Linked DNA regions of Homo sapiens: region 1 is linked to region 2. A link is a loop called in an ENCODE intact Hi-C map of the cell type or tissue named here. Cell type or tissue: ascending aorta. All regions are shown on one strand. Each heading gives the region's core, and the rest is flanking DNA. Links, peaks and the distances in the headings are about the cores only.

Region 1 (11,196 bases), core at 378-5,377, 120 kb after region 2:
GGCTCACAGCCCTGTGTGGATGGGCTGGGAATGGTGGGAAGAGCATGGAGATAGACATCCCCTCTCTGGGGGTCCACTGTGGGGTAGAGATGGGGTCATGGTGAGTAAGCAGAAAAAGAGTGAGACTCCAGGGTCTGCTTGTGATATGGAAAGATCCAGAAGCTCCTCAGCTAATGGCAGCTGAGGGGCTTGGCTGTCAAAGTGGGCAATGGGGTGGCAAAGTGACAAACTTTCCCTTCTTCCCTGCTCTCCACTGGGAAGGAGAGGCTGGGAGCAAGTCTTGGACCTCTGGAGCCTTTGTACACCTGTGGTGTCTAGCACTGTGCTTTTCCACAGGTTGCTTTCTGTTGGGTAGGACCCCTACCCACAAGGGCCATGTTGCATGGTATGGGCCTTCTCCTTTTCCACACCACAATACACCCACATCAAGAGCATACTGACTTCAAGACAGCCCCGATGGTAAACAAACAAACAAAACAACAACCCTGAGTTCTTATTATGATCAAGAGTTTGGGCCAGGGCTTTGCGGGAGGGACTAGGAAAGTCTTCACTCATTTGGGGCCCTGGCATGTATGTCTCCTCTGATTCTTCAATGTACTTCCTCTAAACTTCTCTTGAGAACTTGAGTTTGAAAGTTATATCTCTGTGTCCTTAGATCCTGAATAGTCAATATCTTGAGTGCTACTGCTGCTGCTGATGATGTTGGAGAAGACAACCTCCTTGAGTGCTTAATACATGCCTGGCACTTTCTAAGCATTAATCTTTGTGATAACTCTAAGTTCTATTATTACCCCCACTTTGTAGGTGAGGAAACTGAGGCACAGAGCCATGGAGTAACTTGCCAAGAGCACAGAGCCCTAACCGGCAGGGGCTAGGCCAATCCCAGGCAGTGAAACTCCAGGGCCTCCACCCTTACGCTGTGTCTGATCTCACTTTGTGTCTTTATGGGGCCTGGCAGATAACAGGTGCTCAGCAAAGATTATGCTTCTAAGAATCATCACCCTTCCTACAGATAGGTTATGACTGTAAAGCTCTGGTCAATGGATCTCTCTCTTTGGACTTGATTACTTTTTTTTTAGGCTTTCCTGTTAGTTTTGTCTACCCCATCACGCTGTCCAGCCTGCAGCTGGAGCTCTGGGAGAGTAGATGCTCTGAGGTCTCACCCTCAACTTGGCCTCTGACAGGTTCCCTGCCCAGCCAAACTGCCATCACCAGTAGACAAGCTTCCTGGTAATCCTCACATTGAATTCATGTGATGCATGGATGAGGTATCAACATCAGTCCTGTCCTGGAGCCTGAGGAGTGAACCCAATGATCCCTGAGACCCTTCTAGTCTTCAAAGTCCACACTGACCAGAGTGGTTTTAAAATATTCATCATCTTCTTTAACTAGTCTCAGAAAATAATACTCCAAAATATGAACATTCCCACTTTCAGGCCCATGCACACTCTACACACTTTTCCAGGGCCAGTTCAAATGATATCTCCTCCTCCAGGAAGCCTTCCTTGCTTATCTGGCTGAAATTGAACTTCTCTTGTTTGAACACCCAGCCCTTGGTTTCCCCAAGCCATTCACTCCCTGGTGCCTCTGTTTAGCTTTCCCTGGCCTTGGCTTATTCTCAGTTACAGGCAGGACCCAGATTGCACACACGCTAGGGCCCCACCCCCAGCTCCTTGCAAGCAGATGTCATTGTTCCAACATTGATTGATATGTTTAATGAATCCCATATTTCAAGAATGCAACTGACCAGACATAACTCAGGAGTGGTTTTCGCCATATAAGCGGAGCTCTGAGTCACAAATCCTGTGTCTTCAGAGGTCCTTTAATGTCATTCTCTGCCCCCTCCTCCTTGAGTAGCAACAACATTAACAACCATTGATTAAAGCCTACTGTGCACCCAGCCCTGTGTTAAGGGCCTTTCTTACAGTGCCTTAGTGCATCCTGACAACTTTACAGGACACGGAATTTGTGTCTCCATTCTTCACATAAGGAAACCTGTTGGAAAGGTCGCATAACCAGTCCAAGATTGAACAGCTAGCAGGGTGCAGAGCCAGAAGTGGAAGCCAGGTCTGATTCCAAAGCCATTGCTCTTAGCTTCCTGAGGTCCAGGCTGTCCCTAGCCCCTAAGGCAGCCACTCCTTCCCAAGGTTCTGATGCAGCCACCTATCTGGAGTCACACAGGAGTGCGTCTCTTTTCTTGTGGCTGGATCTCCTAGTGATATGAGGACAGTTCCTGGAGAAGATTCTCCCCTCCTGTCTAAACACACCTAAATGGGCTTGGCCTCCTCCCGCAGCTGGCTTCTAGTTGCATATTGGCCTGGTGGCAGTTCTTCCCCTGCTCTCCCTTCCAAGCCCCCACAACTCAATGTATCAATGATTGTTTTAAACTGTGACTCTAGGATTCCACTAGCCAGAGGCCCTTTCAACCATGGGCCCTCTGAGAAGCTCCTCTGTAGGCCGACAGGAGGGTGGACTTGCTTCGCGTGGTACCCGGGGACTGGGGCAAGCGGCTGCGGGATAGGGGTCTCCACCTGAGCTCCCTGAGGGCACCTCTCCCACTACCACCGCATCTGACCCCCACTACTGGCCCCAGCTCGGGCCTGGAGCCCACGCAGAAGGGGAGGCAAGGTTGAGCGCCCACACCCGGCCAGTAACCGAGGCGCTGGCCCTTGCCGGAGCACTTGGCCGTCTTCCGCAGAACAGCATCACTGGCAGCCGCCCCGCGTGGAGGGTGGAGCCGGGGAGCCCGGTGTGGGACGGCCGGGGCCAGGGTACCCTAGGGCGGAGAGCTCAGGGCTGGCTTCCCGCTCCCAGCCGCGCGCCCCTCGGGCCGGAGGTTCCTGCCGCGCCCCGACACCTGGAGTGCATTAGGCGGCGGCGCGCGTCTAGGCGACGGCGGCTTTCCCCAGATTATTGAATAATTGCATAATTCCGAGCGCGGGTTGGGAGGCAATGCCGGGTCCCTACCCCGGGTGTCAGGTAACGTTTCGGGGGTCCTGCGCTGCGCGACTGTGTCCCGCCGCTGCTGGCCGGGCAGACGAGAGCTAGCCCCCGCCTACCGGCCATCGCCCCGGGGCTTTGCTCTGTCTTTGGCCGGAGGCACTCTGCGCAGCCCTCACCCCCACCCTTCAGCCCTCCGGGGCCGCCGCGCCCGGCTCTCCAAACTTTGAGATGCTTCCCCGGAGCCAGGCAGGAGGGCAGCCAGGGCACACTCTCTTGGCGCTGATTCCCTTCCCCAGCCGGGGCCGTGCGCCCTCGGCGCTCCCGGGACACCCGAGTGCCCCTGGCAGCCGTGCGGGAACCCCGGCATGGGCCTTGGAGGCACCTAAGGCGCCCAGGAGGGCCACCAGATCTGGGAGCTTTTCAACTCAAGCCTCTTCAACTCTTCCCAAACACACCAAAGAGTCCCGGCTTTCAATAGCCTTCGCACCTCCCTCTTTAGCGAAACTTGACTGAACCGCTAGACTGGGGCCAGTCCCTGGGGGACCCACGTCCCCAAGAGCAGCTGAGGTCTGACCCTGGGAGGAGGGTCGCGTCCCGATCCTGGCCGCTGGATCCAAGCCCCGAGGGCCCAGGGAGGGACTCCGAGAGGCAAGGGGAGGCAGAGGGTGGGCACCTACCTGGCCACAGGCTGAGCGCCCAGGCCACCACCAGGCCCCTGGGCAGGTCCATGGCCCGCGGCACGGCGGCTGGGTCCGGTGTGCAGCGGCGGCGGGGGGCGGCAAGCCAGAGCGGCAGCCTCCTCGGCGCGGCGCCTGCAGCCTGCACTGCGCGGGGCGCCGGGCTCCCTGACAGCTGCGGCTCATTCAGAGGAAGTGGGAGGGCTCGAGCGGAGGGGAGGGGCGCCGGACACCACTCCGGCTCGGGCTCTGGGCCAGTCTCGGCCGCTCTGCCACCTGGGCAGGCGGCGCGCTGCCTCGACGCGCCTGTGCAGCGCTCCTTCTCCGCCAACCCCACGTCAGCCTCTGGAGAAAACTCCAGAGAACCGCTCCTGGGAACCCCCTCACCAGTGTAGCACCGCACCGCCTCAGTCAGATTCTGTTCAGGAAAAGTGGTTTTTATTCCCATTTCCCAGTGAAAAGAGATTCACAAAACTCAGAGGGTACCCAAGCTGGCTCAGGAACACCTGCTGGAACGCAGGTCTCCCTTGGCCAAGTGAGTGGATGTCCCTCAAAGGTCCATTCTAAGACATCCCCGTGTCTCCCTGCACCCTGCGGCTTGAATTGTAGAGGCTAGTGTTTCTTCTGACCCTGGAATACATGCAGATTCGCCTCCACTGCCACTCCCTGAGCCTCCACACCTGAGGCATTCCAAAGCACCCAGGGACACCGTGCACCCCCTCTTAACCTAACGTGAAGCTCTTCTTTGTAACCCTGCCACCTTCTTTCCCTCTTCTAATCACTGGTAGTTAAATTCAATGCACATTTATCTCAAGAGCTTTAAATCCAGGCCCCGGACCTCCACCGCGCTTGTGGAGGCTTTTCCAGCAATGGAGGAAGCCGAGGCAGAGGGTAGGAAGGCCAAGATGCAGGGAAAGCCACAGCAGAGCGCCCTTCCCCCACTTTCTCAGGAAAGGCTTCCTTCACCCCCTCTTCCCGTCCCCACCAGGTTGAGTCCCAGACACATGCTGATATTCCCCAGCCCGCTCTCCCTCATTTCTCTTCATTGTGCTTAGTAGAGAAGCAAGGCATCAATTGGTGTGATCATTTAACTTTTCTCTCCTGTGCAGACTGAAAACACCATCAGGGTAGAAATCTCTGGTTCACAATGGAGTACTCAGCCCCTAACACCCAGGAACAAAGTAGGTGGGCGGGTGGATGGATGGGTGAGTACAGGTGGTGTGTGGGTGCACAAAGGATAGAGTTTTCTATCTGGGAGGTATTGGAAGGGCTTCCCAGAGGAGGTGATGTTCAGTCAGGGCCCCTGAAGATGAGCTGGAGTTTGAGAAGACCCAGGTTCACATAAGTGAAGTGGGCTTGTGCTCGTCTCCCAACCTCACTATCTTTCGGTTGGCTATCTGGGTTTTACTTCATCTTCACCTCACCCATTCAGCCACAGACTCGGGGAAGGTGATTCCGTCCCTGGTGTGTGTGTGTGTGTGTGTGTGTGTGTAAGGAGGCATGCGGTTCAGGCTGAAATGAATCAGTATGTTGCCCTTCCCAGCCCATCGTTTCAGAAAGGGCAATATGACAAAAGAAAAAGTTTTTTTGGGAAGCAAGCTTTCTTGCCTTTCTAAAAGAGCCCCTAGAACAAACAAACAAATGAACTAACTCTCTCTCCTCACCTCTCCCACTCCTGCCTCCTCTCCCAGCCTGGGACAAGGAACTTTGTAGGCTCAGAAGTTGACAGGGTCAGGGTAGGGAAGGAGGATCTGGCCTTGAGATGAGGTGGACACTGGATGACAGAATGGAGGATCTTGTTGAACTCCTGAATGAAGCCACCCCTTAACCCCACTCCCCTTGGGACTTATCAGTTATACGACAGTGAGTCCTCTTCACTGAGTTGAGTTTAAGCCAGCTGAGTTGAATGTAGAACACCCCTACAGCTAGGGAATGGGCTGCAGCCCACATTCCTGCCTTGCACAAATCTCCAGGTGCATCAGAACGACCTGGAGCACGTGCAAAGAATGCAAATTCCCCAAGGATCAGGGCATGCTGGTGGGTGCCCCAGGCACCTCTGACGTGTGGGTGGTCTGCAGCTTGTGCTCAGAGTCTGCATGCTGCTTGCTGAAGGGGCGCACTGTAGTGGCTGTCCTAGCTGCGCTGCTGCTGGTCTCGCTGGTAACAATTCTACCATTCATTCACCTTCACCGTCCTCACAGGTGCCTGGGGAATGGGGGTCCTGAGGATCACTCTGTGTGCTTTTGTGTAATGTGGGAGGGTGAGGGGAGAGGTGTGCCCTCATTTGTTCTTTCAACAGATCCTACAGAGTGCCTACTGTGCCCCTGTGCTCTGTAGGACACACGGAAGGAGAACCCCACACTAGGGCAGCTGGTGATGGAGCTGAGGAGACAAGACATAACCATGTATTTATTTAATCATAATCTGTTATTTATTAATCTATTTAAAACCATTTATTATTTCATCACTATTAAACATTATTTAAATCACACCCAAGGCAGCAGCATATGAGTGACAAGTGCACAATCCAGACTCTAAGGCTGGAGAACTGCAGAGAATTTGGTGAAGGGCTTTATGAAAGCTGTGATTTCTGTTGAATAATAATAATAACTCTTTACATGTACACAGTGTTTTAACTGATTTATTTATTCACATGCCATAAACTGTGCCATAGAATCCAGTAGTTGTTAGTATATTCACAAGATTGTAAAATCATCCTCACTAATTTCACAATATTTTTATCACCCCAAAAAGAAGCCCTGTAACCATGAGCAGTCACTCCCCATTCCTTCCCACCAGTCCCTGGCAACCACAAATCTATTTCTATGGATTTGCCTATTCTGGACGTTGCATATAAATGAAATCATATAATACGTGACCTTTTGAGTCTGGCTTCTTTCCCTTAGCATGATGTTTCCAAGGTTCATCCATGTTGCAACATGTATCAGTATTTCATTCCTTTTTATTGCCAAGTAACATTCCATTGTATGGATCTACCCCCTTTTGTTTATCCATTCATCAGGTGAGGCTTATTTAGGTGTTTCCACTTTAGGTTATTGTGAATAATGTGGCTATGAACACTTGTGCTGCCGGTCTTGCTGGTAGCAGTTCTACCATCCATTAACATAGCATAATGTTAGCATAATGTTCATACAAGTTTTTGTATGAATGTATGTTTTCAGTTCTCTTGGGTATACACCTAGGAGTGGAATTGCTGATCATATAGTAATTTTATGTTTAATCATTTGAGGAACTGCCAAACTATTTTCCACAGTTGCTACATCATTTTAGATTCCTACCAACAATGTACAAGTGCTATGTATAGTGTTTTACTATTTTTGAAATCCCTTTCATATCCATGATCTAATTTAATACTCATCTTGTACAAAATTGTATTTATTTTTTATAGTAAAGAGATTGTATAGTTGAAGATTCTTTCACTTGCAAGTGACAGAAATTCAACACAATCAAACTGAAGCAGAAAATAGAATGTAAAAGGTCATGTAACTAGGAAGTGCAAAGGTGTTCTGTCTGCAGGTGTGGCTGGATCAAGGGTCTCAAATCAATGTTACTGCTCTCTCTCTGTCTTCTCTTAGTTTTGCTTCACTCCATTTTCCTTTCCTGCAGCAGAAGAGTTTCTCTGACTGTCTAGCAGTCCCAAGCTTATACTTCATAGATTCTGAAGGGAGAGAGACAGCCTTCCTTTAGTAGATCCAGCAGAAAAGTCTAGGGCTTTGGTTCATGCCCACCCCTGAACCAGTCCTAGTGTCTGGAGGATATGGTGCTATAATTAGCTCAGTTTGGGACACACACCCAGCCCCATGACTTGGGAAGAGAAAGGCGCCATGACTGACAGCCCCATCAAAACCACATATTACAGGAGAGGACTTTCCTAAAGGAACCAGAAAAAGTGGGATGGCAAAGTATACTGGACAGACAAATCCATGGTTACTAAAAAATCTAAGCTCAAAGTAGCAATAGATTCACGCAAGATTCCACATCATCTATGAGGCAGAACTGAGATTGGAACCCAGCATTCTGAAAGCAGATTGAGTATTAATCCCAACATCCCAACTGGGTGGAGGGAGCGGGTATTTCAGGCCAAGACTGCATGAGCATGGTCAGCTCAGAGACAGGTCCTATTGGCAACTTCTGTGGCTCCCAAGATTTCAGTCTGAGCATGCTCCTCTGGGAGGACCTTGGCTTCTCTATGGAGGGAGAACGAGCAGTGGTCTGGAGTACTGATGACAGAGGCCTTGGCTCAGTTAGGACCAATGCTTTTTTTTTTTTTTTTTTTTTGAGATGGAGTCTTGCTCTGTCACCCAGGCTGGAGTGCAGTGGTGCAATCTCAGCTCACTGCAACCTCTTCCTCCTGGGTTCAAGTGATTCTCCTGCCTCAGCTCCCCAAGTAGCTGGGATTACAGGCGCCCGCCACCATGCCTGGCTGATTTGTGTGTGTGTGTGTGTGTGTGTCTGTATCTTTTTTTTTTTTTTAAGTAGAGATAGGGTTTCACCATGTTGGCCAGGCTGGTCTCCAACTTCTGACCTCAAGTGATCCACCTGCCTTGGCCTCCCAAAATGCTGGGATTATAGGCAGGAGCCACCATGCCTGGCCACAATGCACTCTTCTTCCAGAAAAGTTATTGGGGTGCCCTGATCTGCACTCATTTCAGAGAGGTGCCTCTCTCTTTCTACTCTTTCTCTGAGTTTTTCACCACTTTGACCTTGGGTGATCAATTGTCCTGGTTTGCCTGGGACTAAGAGGTTTTCTAGAATATAGGACTTCAGTGTCAACACTGGGGGACAATCTCTGACAAACTGGGATGAACTGGTCTCCCTGTGTCTATCTTGGGCCTTCTGTCTCACTTTCTCCAACTTTCTTTTCCAATACTCCCCACTCTCTCCCACTCTCTGGTTATTTCTCTCCACCCTTCTCTGTCCTGCTCCCAGGTACCTCCAATGCAGCCAGTCTCCATAATCAGCCTGGGGGCTCCACCTTGAGGCACTCCCTGGCTTCTAGGCTCCTTTCTGCCCTTGCGGTCCCCCTCATGGATCCCACCTCCTCTCTGTACTATCAGTTGGTTTGTGCTTAGGAAATGCAAACTTTTTTTCAAAGATAAGCGTAAGCAAGCTTACAGTTACTGAGAAGGCACATCTTCTGCCAAAAAGTGATATAATAAATCCCAAAGGGAAAAGGAAAAAAAAAAGTAAAAAAAAAAAGCCACCAGATTGCCTTGTTATCTGCTGTTTGAATGATGCATGCCACCGTTTTGGACCAATGACTTCTGTGATAGGAAGTGGCTGCATTTGTCATGCACAAGTGTGCTTAGAGGGTGTCCCTTGGTTTTTATTTGTCATGCCAGGTCTCATCCCCACCAACAAAGTGAAGCAGGTTAACTTTGAAGAAGTGTGTTTACACCAGTAGTGTATGTTTGTCCCAGCCACTTTCCGCTTCAAAGTCTAATCCGAAATGTTAGAGCCGGGTGGATGCTGCCATTCTTCCTAATCCTGTGCCTGCGGGTCAGTGACTGGAATTTCTACAAGGATCAAGCCCTGTACACAACCTATACTGAATCTAGAAAGTTATTTTGTGATCTCCATTTCTCAAGCCACAAGTATATACAGCATTTGCAGTAAAGATATCAAAGGGAAGGAGCATGGCCACAGCACAGACAGACACGCAGGATGGATAAGGAAACATCTCTTTGAAGAAAAAGTATGTCAAAGGGTATGAGAGAATAGAAATTGCTTTAAAAGTCTAGAGGTGTCAGTGGATGTTCCAGCTGAGAGGTCATTTCTGATGGGGTTTAGCTGGGCTAAACCCTTGACATTGGACCGGACTGGAAGAGCCACATCAGAATTGAATGTCACTACAGCGATGTGAAGAATACCTTTAACTGAGAAGTTAATATGGGCTAACTGCAACTCTTGCATCATTTCGTTTAGTCCTCAGCACCACCCAGGGGGTTTCCAGGACTTCCATCCTGGTCCTGGGCTGGGCTGAGATGTCTGAGAGAAGCCATGAAAGTGAAGGTCTGGATGCAGTGCACAGGGGTAAAGAGGACAGTCTTGGGAAGCAGTCATGACGTGAAACAAGACATGCAGCAGAGTGAGGAATTCCCACAGTGCATAGGGTTCACGGCCAAGGGTGCAACTTGGTAAGGGAGCAGGAGTTGAGCCATTCTATTAATGCATTTACCAGACACTCTCCTGGGGTTAGAGTGACAAACCAGATGTGTTATTGCCTCTCCACAAAGCTCCTAATCTAGGAGAGGAGACAAACATGAACGGTAATAATCAAAACAACACCTCCCATTTATTGATCACTTATGGAGCTGGATGCTTTCCTCACATTTCCTTTAATCTTCATGACAGCCCTACAAAGTGGTGCAATTATACCTGCCTTTTACAGAGGAAGAACTTGAGGATCAGAGAGGTAAGGTTTCAGAACTTGTAAAAGGAAGACCCAGGATTTGAACCTGGTCTTGCCTGATTCCAGATCCCAAGCTCCTAACCACTTGGTTTCGTTGCTTTTTGGCACTGGATGGTAAATGGGACTGTGAGAAGGGCTAAAATAGAAGTGTGAACAGAGAGCCAGAGAAGCACATAGGAGGGCCAGAGAAGGAGGTCACCTCAGAGTGGGCCTTGGTAATAGGAGTTTTTCAGAGGTGACGTGAACATTCTAAGTAGAGGAAATGCAAGCCTACCAGAGTCTGTGCAAAAGAGTCAGCATTTGAGCTGTTTCCAGGGAGTGAGGAATAGTCAGAGGTGGCAGAAGTGTGAGAACAGCGTAAACCCAAGTCTCAGGTTCCCGCCCCTTTAAGGGTAAGCTCCCTCTGGTGTATTTGGAGAAAGGGAGTTTGCCTCATGATTCCTAACTCCTGACTTCCTTGGAAGCCACTTCTTTGGTCTAAGTCTGGTCAACTATTAAGTCTCTCCATTGGCAGAGGAGGCAATGTGCACATTTGCCCCCTCTCTTTCAGTGGGCTTTCAGTGGGCATGATGGGAACACACACACACACACACACACACACACACACACACACACACGCATGCATGCATGCATGCATACATACACATGCAGCAATAATAAACAATATTCTTCAGATCCAACACAATCAAATCCATGTTAAAGAAGAGAAACATTTCCTTAAGTAAACCTCAAAGGTACAGATGACCCCGTATATTTTGAAGATACCATTTTCCATTATTTTTCAGAGCAGTGTTGGTTCTTTCTACCACTTTCAGATGTTGCCTAAAGGTTATGAGCCATTGCAGCCAGCATTGTCTCAAATGCCAGGGACAGATCCCCTGGAGGACACTCTCTGGCTATAAATAAGGTTCTGATAAAGTTTTACATTTTAATCTTTTTCTTTGGGGATGATCAAATTTTTTGCGGGGTTGGGGGGAAGGAGTGATAAAAAGACAAGAGTTGAAAAATAATTTGGAGTCACATTGTGGGGGATTTTTAATGTCATAATGAGGAGTATGGCTTTCATTTGATAGGTAATGAGAAGCCTTTGGAGATTTTTGCAGGAGGTGGGGGAGACTAGGGTAGGACTGCGTCCACGCCAGT
Region 2 (5,000 bases), core at 1-5,000:
AACAGGCCCCTAACCAAGCTCTTAACACCCCAGCCCCCGAAGCCTGCTCTTTCCAGCTCTTTCTCACCTAAGCAAATGGCAGCACTATCCCTCCGCGCTGCTCAGGCCAGAAGCCATGTATCCATCACTGACCCTAACTCTCACACCCACACGGAGCCCAGCAGCAAAGTCTGTCCATTCTACCTTGGAAACACCTGGAATGTGGCCACCACTCCCACCTCCTGGGCCTGAGTGCCCTCACATCTCCTCTGGAGACTACAGCGCTGCCCGACTGCCTCCCCTCTGCAGTTTGTTCTTAGCATAGCAACTAGAGGGATCCTTCTAACGAGGAAGGCAGGCTTATGCTCTGCTCTGCTCTGCTCAAGCTCAAAGTAAAAAGTGCAGTCCTGGCCCTGGCCTGCAAGGCCCTCCCCTCTCGGGTCCCACCTGTCTTGCTGACCTCACCTCCTGCTCCCTCTTGCTTTACTCCAGCTTTCAGCCACCTGGCCTCCAGCATGCATGCCATGGCGTGCCTGCTGTAGGCATTGCTATTCCCTCTGCCTGCAAGGGTTTCCCTCACGCAGCCACGAGACACTCCTGTCTTCCTCATGGTCTCTGTCTGATGTCACTTTATTGGAGAGGCTTTTCCCAACTCCCCTGTATAAAACAGCACCCCCTGGCACTCCACCCTTAGATGTGTGCCTTTTTCTGGGTAGCCCTTATCACCAGTTGATAACGTTTATATTTATGTTTATTGCCTGCCTGGAATGTCAGCTGTAGGAGAGTGGGGGCTTTGTCTGTTTTGTCCCTGCTCTATCCTCAGAACCTGGAGCCGTGCCGGGAATGTAGCAGGAGCTCAGCTAACACGTGGAGTGAATGGACCACCTGCAACAGCAGACAGAGCCATGTGGAGTGAATGGACCACCTGCAACAGCAGACAGAGCCCTCCTTTGGCCACTGACTCACTGTTCAACTTGAGGCAAGTCACTGTCCCTCCTGCCTCATCTCACATGCCTCGGTGTGCATACCTGAGAGATGGGGGTGGGGACAGTGCCTCACAGTGTTGAGAGGTCTGTCACCATGTTCAGCACACAGCTGGGGGCCAGCAAATGGCAGGGCCCTTATGTGTGCTCTTTCTGTCCCTCAAGGCGGGCACCTGGCTCTGCCTCCCCAGCGCCAGCACCTAGCACACAGCCCAGCATACAGGGGCTTAATTTTGGGGTTGCTGGATTTCTAAAAGAGAAATGAGGCATGGCCGGGCACGGTGGCTCATGCCTGTAATCCCAGCACTTTGGGAAGCCGAGGCGGGCAGATCATGAGGTCAGGAGATCGAGACCATCCTGGCTAACACAGTGAAACCCTGTCTCTACTAAAAAAAAAAAAAAAAAATTAGCCAGGCGTAGTGGCGGGCGCCTGTAATACCTGCTACCCGGGAGGCTGAGGCAGGAGAATGGCATGAACCTGGGAGGTGGAGCTGGCAGTGAGCCGAGATCCTGCCAACGCACTCTAGCCTGGGTGACAGAGCAAGACTCCGTCTCAAAAAAAAAAAAAAGGGAGTGAGGCATCCAGAGAGTATAGAGGAATTTTTTGGGGGGTTGAGTGGGGGTGGAAGAAGGAAAAGTCACCTAAAAGACAAGCATCAATGTGAGAAGAAGGGTTCTCTCTCTCTCTCTCTGTGTGTGTGAGCAGGGTATGTGTGGGGGAGCGGGGGTGCCTGTACCACACCTCCCTCTCTTGGATGCTGGGAACATTGCAGCATCTTTCAAGATTCGGTTCAAACAGTCTCCAGAAAGCTTTCCGGGGATGTCCCTCGCTCGGAATCGCTCCCCTCCGGGCCTGTGCTCACCCCCAGACTGCACTCACCCATTTATTGTCACTGTTTCCCTGTCTGCCTAATTTATCTCTGTTTCCCCTTTGGGGCCCAAGCCGTAGGAGACACACCCAACAAATGCCAAATGAATGAACAAACAAAAAAGCTCCTTAGGTGGATCCTGATACCCCTCTGCCTGGCATCCCCCTGCCCTGGCTGTGATTGGTTTTTGTTGGATTGTTTTATAAGGGATGCTTCCTGACCCCGCCTCTTTGCTCTCCAGCATCTCCCTGGGGTGGTGTTGGGAGCTTACTCCGCCTCTGTAATAGGAATGTTTGCCTGGAGCCCAAGCTGGCATTTCTGGGGTGTGGCCAGTGGAGGGCAGCAGCGTCCCACGCCCGGCTGCCCTGTCTATTTCCACAGGACTGGGCTTTGCTTGCTTGCTTTCTTTTACAAATTTATTTCTTTTCTTTTTTCTTCCTTTGCCACTTCTTCCAGGAATGGGCTTTTCTTTAAGACCTCACTTCTCGTTGGGTCTCACAGAGTCTCACTCCTTTCCTGGACCCTGGATGAAGCCAGTGTAATCTGTAACAATCTGCTTTTACGCAACTAACAGAGGCTGATACCGAGGCATCTCCCATCCTTTGGTCTTCACAAATTCAGTTCACACCAGACCTCTGGACCTTCCCTAGTGTTGCCCCTGAGGCTTTGTCTTGCTTTTTTCCCTCTTTTCAGCGGCTGCCCTAACAGCCCACAGGTCTGCCTGATTCTCTCCTGCTGGGACATGCAGCCAGGGGTTGTAGGAAAACTCTATAGAGGAGCACGGCCAACCCTTTCCCAAGCTGTCCGGCCTAAGCCCAGTTCTGCAGGGCTCCCAGGGGCTCACCTGGCGGCTGGGATCCTCCTCACGGAAGATGAAGGGGCTGTGGAACTGCCTCTGCAAGGCTGCGTTGACCATGATTTTCATGGATTTGTACTTGAGCTGTGCAATCAGAGGGCTCGTCAGAAGCTGGCTTGGAAGCTTTTCTTCCCGTCCCCTCCCCAGGCAGCCCCAGGTGGAAGACATCCCAACAGCCGCCCCCTTTCCCTTCTTCCTTCCAGCCCAGCCCAGGGGCTCTACTTACTGCTTTTAGGGACCTCAACCACAGGTTCCCCAGTAGATGGAAATTGATTTCCTGGTTGGGGACCAGCCGTATATTGCAGTTGATGGAGACGACATCAGAGTTGCTGTGATTCTGAAAGAGAAGATGGGTCTCAGGGCTGAGCTGCTGGGCTAGGGGAGCAGGGGGCAGCAACACTGCTTGAACGACTGGGGCTCTGCTCCTGGGGGCAGGGGCAGAGGACAGGGGACAAAGAGAAAGTTGGGAGTGGGGGACATGTGCATTGCGTCTGCCAGGGGATGACTGAAGGACAAATGAAGGATGGTATATCTGATGCTCCACTTGAAGCTGTACATTGTGACCGGCCTGGATATATTCCAGGGACAGAACTTTTGTTCAACATTAGGGAATCTATAAATGTTTCCTATCACCATATAAACACATTAAGATAAAAAATTCTATGATCGCTGCAACAGATGCAGAAAAAGTATTTTAGGAAGTCCAACTTCTGTTCATGATAAAAACTCCCAGGGAACTTCCTGAATCAGATAAAAGGGGTCTTCATAAAGTTCATGGAAAATGTGTATTATGGAAAAATTATGCATGGATTCCAAAACTTTTTTTGCCCCAAAATAAACTCGTATTAACTTGTTGTAACCTATGTGAACAGGATCTAGTTTGAGGCACTAAGAAAGATAAGACATCAGTTTGAAAAGAGCCCCTATCTGAGCAACATGAATTCTGCTAAAATTGAAGCAAAAACAAACATCAAATTTATGGTGAAACTTGAGTGAAAGAACAGTGAAATCACTGATGCTTTATAAAAAGTTGATGGGGATGATATCACAAAGAAATCAGCAGTTTGCAAATGGATAACTTGTTTTAAGAAGGACTAGAGGGCTGGGCATGGTGGCTCACGCCTGTAATCTCAGCACTTTGGGAGGCCAAGGCAGGCGGATCACAAGGTCAGGAGATCGAGACCATCCTGGCTAACACAGTGAAACCCCGTCTCTATTAAAAAAATACAAAAAATTAGCCAGCCGTGGTGGCACGCGCCTGTAGTCCCAACTACTTGGGAGGCTGAGGCAGGAGAATCACTTGAACCCGGGAGGCGGAGGTCGCAGTGAGCCGAGATCGTGCCACTGCACTCCAGCTGGGTGACCGAGCCAGACTCTGTCTCAAAAGAAAAGAAAAGAAAAGAAAGAAAAGAAAAGAAAAGAAAAGGGATTAGAGGACACTGAAGATGGAGCTTGCAGCAGCAGATCATTCATATCAATTTGTGAGGAAAAAAAAAATCTTGTTCAGGCCCTCACTGAAGAAGCCTGACAATTAACAGCAGAACCATTAGCCAACACTATAGACAGCTCAGTTGGCTTAGTTTACATCATTCTGATTGAAAAATTAAAGTTGAGCAAAATTTCCGCTTGACGGGTGCCCAATCTGTTGCACCCAGATCAGCTGCAGAAAAGAGCAGAACTTTCAATGGAAATTTTAAACAAGTGACATCAAGATCCTGAAGCATTTCTTCAAATAATTATAACGGATAAAAGATGGCTTTGCCAGTACCATCCTGAAGACAAAGCACAAAAAAAGCAATGGCTACCAAGAGGTGGATGTGGTCCAGTCAAAGCAAACACAGATCAGTCAAGAGCAAAGGTTATGGTAACAGTTTTTCGGAATGCTCAGAACATTTTGCTTGTTGACTTTCTGGAGGGCCAAAGAATGAGAACATCTGGTTATTATGACAGTGTTGTGAGAAAGTTAATCAAAGCTTTAGCAGAAAAATGGCTGGGAAAATGTCACCAGAGACTCCTTCTCCACCATGACAATGCTCCTGCTCGCTCCTCTCAAAGGGACTTCAAAAAGTTTGTGGAAAAATGGAATTAAAAGGTAAAAATTAAAAATTAAATTTTACTTCTCAACATAAGCCCATCAAGTTCAAGACACTTTTGTAAGCAATGATACCAACCATGTAGTCCATTCTTAAATGACTAAGAGTCCTGGGAATGTAACCATGTCAATACAGTCCTTTTTTTTTTTTTTTTTTTTTTGAGACAGAGTCTTGCTCTGTTGCCCAGGCTGGAGTACAGTGGCGCCAACTTGGCTCATTG

The links. Peaks named below come from ENCODE experiments on the same cell type or tissue, not always from the same donor. Only the 100,000 strongest peaks of a DNase experiment are listed, where the experiment ranks them.
Region 1: it touches region 2 in a loop (2.3-fold over the local background); 5 of 110 quality-filtered maps call a loop at or near these places.

What each region holds. Positions count from the first base shown.
Region 1 is chr15:68,428,395-68,439,590 of GRCh38, forward strand. ITGA11 (integrin subunit alpha 11) reads right to left here and starts at 3,769. Exons shown (of 30, transcript NM_001004439.2): 1 at 3,621-3,769. The coding sequence starts at 3,672. RefSeq lists an enhancer at 2,170-2,929 and a silencer at 5,476-5,770. In ascending aorta, for the core only: a CTCF peak has its summit at 2,603; DNase peaks (open chromatin) are centred at 2,187, 2,637, 3,564 and 3,827; H3K4me3 peaks cover 3,923 bases; H3K27ac peaks cover 4,052 bases.
Region 2 is chr15:68,304,673-68,309,672 of GRCh38, forward strand. It overlaps ITGA11 (integrin subunit alpha 11), which reads right to left. Exons shown (of 30, transcript NM_001004439.2): 27 at 2,914-3,024; 28 at 2,676-2,771. Among named protein-coding and RNA genes, the nearest start is that of FEM1B, 29 kb to the left of the region's middle. RefSeq lists a silencer at 2,121-2,210. In ascending aorta, for the core only: a CTCF peak has its summit at 2,183 (motif pointing right); DNase peaks (open chromatin) are centred at 229, 859, 1,722 and 2,129; H3K27ac peaks cover 4,524 bases.